Regions from separate parts of the Homo sapiens genome. Here region 2 is linked to region 1. The links are chromatin contacts, found by Hi-C or POLR2A ChIA-PET in ENCODE. All regions are on one chromosome and are shown on one strand. The core of a region is the stretch at or near the end of the contact, and the rest is flanking DNA. Distances in the headings are between cores, read along the strand shown. Region 1 overlaps MYO16 (myosin XVI). Region 2 holds the start of TNFSF13B (TNF superfamily member 13b).

Region 1 (2,719 bases), core at 139-2,638:
GTGGGGTCTCCAAGCAGACATTTGGGCCACGCTCTGCAAACTGCATTGGTCTATGAGGGCCACACCTCCAGTGACCAGCCACATCACAATCACTGGCAAAGTCAAGCAAGTGTCCTCTAAAATCTGAGCCTCTTTCACATCTCCATATGGTTCATTATTTAAGATACGAAAATAAATATCTCTTATTTATACGGAATAAACAATGTTAAAGAGACAGAGACAGATGGCTGGGCATAGTGGCTCACGCCTGTAATCTCAGCACTTTGGGAGGCCAAGGTGGGCAGATCACCAGAGGTAAGGAGTTTGAGACCAGCCTGGCCAACATGGTGAAACCCCGTCTCTACTAATAATACAAAAATTAGCCGGGCGTGGTGGCAGGCACCTGTAATCCCAGCTACTCGGGAGGCTGAGGCTGGAGAATCGCTTGAACCTGAGAGGTGGAGATTGCAGTGAGCTGAGATGGCACCATTGCATTCCAGCCTGGGTGATAATAGTGAAACTCTGTTTTTGTTTTTAAAAAGAAAGAGAGACAGAGACAGAAAGAGATGACAGGGAAGGAAAGAAAGAAAGAGAGAGAGAAGGAAGGAAGGAAGGAGAGAGAGAGAAGGAAAGAAAGAGAGAAAGAAAGAAAAAAGAAAGAAAAAGAAGGGAGGGAAAGAAGGAAGGAAGGAGAAAGAGAAAGAGAAAGAAAGAGAAAGAGAAAAAAAGGAGTGGAACAAAAGGCAGAGGTCTATTTTGGAAGCGAATTCAGAGCCTCCTTGTCCAGACACAGAAGCAGGTTTATCAACCATTTTTAGCAAACATCTGCGTCGTGGTCCTTCAACGTAAGGTAAGTCCTTAACTTGGTGAGAAACATAATGACTGCCATGTTTTCAGTCCTCAACAAGCTGGATTACACAGTTCACAGCCCCTTCTCCTAAACTTCTGAAGACAAATATGTTCTGAAATCCAGATTTTAAAAAAGTGAATGTAGTGTTTATATCCTTGGTAGGTTTGAAGCAGTGTCCCCAGTCAAATATTTTAATTTGGGGAGAACCCCATATGAATATTCACAGTCAGAGAAATATGTAAGAATTATAAATACACTTACATCAATCAAGTTTAGATTTTGTTGCTAAGTAAGTTCAGGTTGGGTCATGTTTTTTATGAGCACATGAGTCATACGTGAATGTTTGGTTTTCAGAACTTTTGGGAATTTGAAATTAAAAGTAAGCAATCAAGGACGTAGACCAACATGCCTTAAATTCATAATTTTATTTACTCATAACAACCCTGAGAATGTTTGTGACATTTAACTGACTGACTGCAGAAGTGAGGCTGGAGTGTTTGACTCTCTCTCAACACAAGAAGGACTTTCCCTTTTATACCCTGAAGGTAAATACACTGCTTGCACATCTAGCATCAAGCAAACATCTTTACTCAGCCAAGAACTGTGTCACCTCAATGATAACCAACTCCACCCCTAAAGGAGAAGATGTCAAAGAACCGGTTAACGACAATCGCTCACGCCAAATTCCCCAAGGCCCAGCCATCTCTGTCGCCTTGCGTCATCAAGCAGACTGCATTGGATGTGACAGAAAAGCAATATTTATTAAAGATTTTTGAGTTAGGAGGTTTTATAGTTAAATTGAAATTCAAAATATGTTAATCTGACCTGAGATTAAAGGGTGAGATTGAAGAGGCACCAAGGTAAGATGCTGTGCAGTGAGGGAAGGTGGGGCAGGAAGGGCCCAGCCAGGGCCATGGGACTGCATGGCAATATGCCAGCACCTGCCCTGCCTCAGGAGAAAAAGACATGATAGCCACAATGCTCGTGGCACCTCTTTTTTATACACATGACTGGGAAGACGGCCTCGCTCAAATAGGAAGTACAAGGGCCAGAAACAAAACTCTGAAAAGAGCCTGAGTATCTGGAGAAAAAGTCTATTTCCAGCTGTTTTCCCCAAATCGTGACTATCTGGACATTGGCCTCAGGTTTTTATGTCAAAACAGAGTATAAGTTTGAGTGTAAGTTTTTTTTTTTTTTTTTGTTCTGTTTTCTGAGACAGAGTCTCGCTCTTGTTGCCCAGGCTGGAGTGCAGTGGTGTGATCTTGGCTCACTGCAACCCCCACCTCCTCCCAGGTTCCCGCGATTCTCTTGCCTCAGCCTCCCAAGTAGCTGGGACTGCAGGCACCTGCCTCCAAGTCTGGCTAATTTTTGTATTTTTAGTAGAGATGGGGTTTCACCATGTTGGCCAGGTTGGTCTCGAACTCCGGACCTCTGGTGATCTGCCCGCCTCGGCCTCCCAAAGTGCTGCGATTACAGGCGTGAGCCATAGCATCAGACCAAGTTTCTAAACAACACAGCTGGCCGTCACCTCCTCAAGGACAAACAGCATTAGCAGTCAGTGGCCAGGACTGCTGGAGATAGGCCCTCCCTCTCTGCTGAGAGATGGGCCACTGGGCACCATCTCTGGCCTCCTGCCTTGCCTGACCTTGAGCAGGCTGCTACTTAACCTCTAGGACTCAGTGTCCTCATTCATCAAATAGGGACAATATTAGTAACAGTCTCATAGAGTTATTAGAAGAATTAAGTGAGAATTAATTACTGAGTGTTGTGCCTGACACTCAAAATTTTAGTGAAGGTAGTTTCTTGCGCAATTTTATATGCATGTGCAGTTGTGTGCACACGTTTATTTATGTGTTTATTATGTGAATACACCATCTTAATGACGTTGTA
Region 2 (2,719 bases), core at 89-2,588, 650 kb after region 1:
GATTATAAGAAGACGATAAATGCATGGATCCCCTGGAAAAGCGTACCTTAAAGAGAAGCTTTAAAATCTGTGTGTGTGTCTGTGCGTGTGTGTGTGTGTGTGTGTAAAATAACCTTTTTAACAAATAAACAAAATTAAAGTACAACATACAGGGCCTTTCATTACAACCTTCACCTGGTTTCACAACATGTAATGTACATTCAGAAAACAGATGTCTTTAACTTTCTATGACCCAGGTAGTAAGCAAAGTCTAATTCTAACATGTAATGCTTTTTTTTATTTTTCTGGAGTGATGAATAATGCTTCTCACATGGGAGGGCATTATCTACCTGAGGAAACACATATGGCCCTTTTATCTCCTCTATGCTTAATGCACAGATAAATACTTACACACGCACAGAGAAATGCTTCCAGTCACACGATCTGCTCATTGGAGGAAAAAGCACACCCATGCAGCCTGTTACATTTGCCAGCGCTGGGGCTTTGCTCTAAAGCAATGTCTGCTTTGGATGGCAAATTTCATAGTCTCTATTTAATAGGTTCATAGAGGGGATACTCACCTCCAGCTCCCCCAGACTGGATGTTATTCTCTAATCCCTGACTCCTAAAAGTGTCTGTGCCCAAAACATACCTGTTTCTTCTGGACCCTGAACGGCACGCTTATTTCTGCTGTTCTGACTGGAGTTGCCTTCTCCTGGAGCTGGTGGTTCAAAGATCTATGAACAGAAAAACTTCAAGTTATTAGAAAGACAGCTGAGGCGAGGGAGAGGCAGCAGTGTAGGCAGGATCTTGCCTGCGTCTTGCAGCTGCTGCAAACTCACTTTCAGTCCCGCGGTGACAGCTGGAGCTTCCTCCAGGCCGGCCTTGGGGGCTCCTGCTCCTGCTGGCAGCTTCTCCGCGTGGTGGCCCTGCAGCTCTGCCCGGAGGCTGGCCAGGTCCCCTTGCAGGGCGGCCACCTGGTAGAAAGACACCACCGTGAGGCAGCAAGACAGCAGTGCCAGCAGCAAGGTTGCAGCCAGCAGCTTTCCGTCTTTGGAGGATCGGACAGAGGGGCTTTCCTTCCGTGGGAGGATGGAAACACACTCCTTCAGTTTCATTTCTTCTCTTTTCTTAAGGCAAGAAGTAAGGCGTGACTGCTCCCTTTCTGTGGAGTCATCCATATCACTACTTGAACTTTGAAGGTTGGGGCCTTTAGAATAAGTGACCACAGGGAATGGATCATTTCCTGTTATCTGTGTTTGTTGATGTCCTGCGTGCACTACATGGCAGGGCTTGGCTCACCCCTCAGGAGAGTTATCCTGAATTTTCTCCTTTCTGCCTTTCTGCATCTCTACCCCTACTGTACAGTAGGTTTGCTGGCATTTACCCTCCGATTGGATTGCTCAATCTGTCTTCCTCATTTCACTTTCAGTTTTTGTAAGAATTTCAAAGTCTTCTCATAACACTCATGCTCAAGTAGATTTAAAACCCCTTAAATCTGCTGAGGAAACTTGGAGTTTGGATTGGCACAGTCAAGGGAAAGCTTTTAAGATATGCTCAGGTCTGAGAAGCCCACCCTTAAGTGTAGCAAGGGAACTCTGTCTGCTTGGGACCACATGGCTTCATAAGGAAGGGGGAAAAGCAGCTGAAAGTTCCTGCTGCTGTCATAAAAATAATTAATGTGAAGGTCAGATAAGCTAAGTGTTTTAGCATTGAATTGTTCTTAGCTAGAGAGTGATTTATTAACAGTCTTCAATTATGAAATAAAATGGAGAATCCTTGAAGGAAGTGTGGAAGTAAGTCCACTGGGAATTATTCATATTATTATACTAATAATGTCATAAAAAGAATGAGAGTAAATGTTACAGACGTATTTAGGTTAGATATCTGAAGGATTCTCTAAATATAAGTGAATATATTTTTAAGGAAAACATGCATAAACTTTTTCCTTCTGGGACTCATCACTGAAACTCAATCATGCATATGAACAGCCTGTCCCAAGGAGCCTGGTCTCAGCTTTTCTGCTCAGACTTCTGAGGCTTTAAGTCCCCGCTCAATATGATACTAGTTGAGGAGAATCAGCCTTGCCTCCAGCTCCAAATGCCTGACTGCTACCATTAACCACTCTCAAGTAGCTTGTCTACAACTCCCATGTTGACTGTGCCACAGCCTAACAGGTCGGTGTACAAGAGGTCCTTGATCACACAAGAGCCACCTTAGCTTTGGATTTTTCTGTTGTTGACTTGGTGGACCTGTGAGGACTGTTGCATTCATTCTAGTCCTGCCTTATCCTGATGGCTGGTTCCTGGACATTCCCCAGTTTTTCACTGCTTTGCCCCAGCATTGAAATATTGATTCATCTTTCAACAAACGTTACTGAGCACTTACCAAGCCCTGGGTAGTCACTACTCCCCTGTGGACTAAGAATAGTGAGCTTTAGTTCTGTCTCACTCTACATTTCCACACAGTCTTAAGTAAGAAGTTTACAGAAATGATATAGTGCAAAGTGGAGAACTCCAGACCCAGGCTTCTAGACTGCAAATCCTGCCTCACCCTCGCTCTCCTTATGCAAAGTACATAATCTCTCTGTGATTCCATTTCCTCACCTGTGAATTCGTATGACGATATTAACTGTCCCTGGGATACATAATGAGGCTTACAAGAATGTGGAAACAAATTACATTTTGGATGCTTCCATTTAAAAAAAAATTATTTCCACAGGTTTTTGGGGAATAGGTGG

Evidence for each region. A loop is a pair of places that touch in the nucleus more often than their neighbours do. ChIA-PET counts read pairs that join two places held with the same protein, here RNA polymerase II (POLR2A). Pooled maps may share reads with other maps.
Region 2: a map with no recorded cell type shows a loop between it and region 1 (7-fold over the local background). The contact joins the promoter of TNFSF13B here to the enhancer-like site in region 1. A Hi-C loop is called at or near these places in 1 of 37 single-sample maps with no recorded cell type and 9 of 50 pooled maps. POLR2A ChIA-PET finds 5 or more read pairs at or near these places in 2 of 52 experiments (AG04450 and H1).

Annotation. Positions count from the first base shown.
Region 1 is chr13:108,918,265-108,920,983 of GRCh38, reverse strand. All of the region lies in intron 16 of MYO16 (myosin XVI), which reads right to left. Among named protein-coding and RNA genes, the nearest start is that of MYO16-AS2, 180 kb to the left of the region's middle. RefSeq lists an enhancer at 1,661-1,830. Within about 2 kb of position 1,388, at least 4 of the 41 ENCODE cell types and tissues checked have a DNase peak (open chromatin) inside an H3K27ac peak, as active enhancers do.
Region 2 is chr13:108,268,337-108,271,055 of GRCh38, reverse strand. TNFSF13B (TNF superfamily member 13b) reads right to left here and starts at 1,338. Exons shown (of 6, transcript NM_006573.5): 1 at 822-1,338; 2 at 632-716. The coding sequence starts at 1,160. RefSeq lists a silencer at 433-512 and enhancers at 413-921, 873-1,302.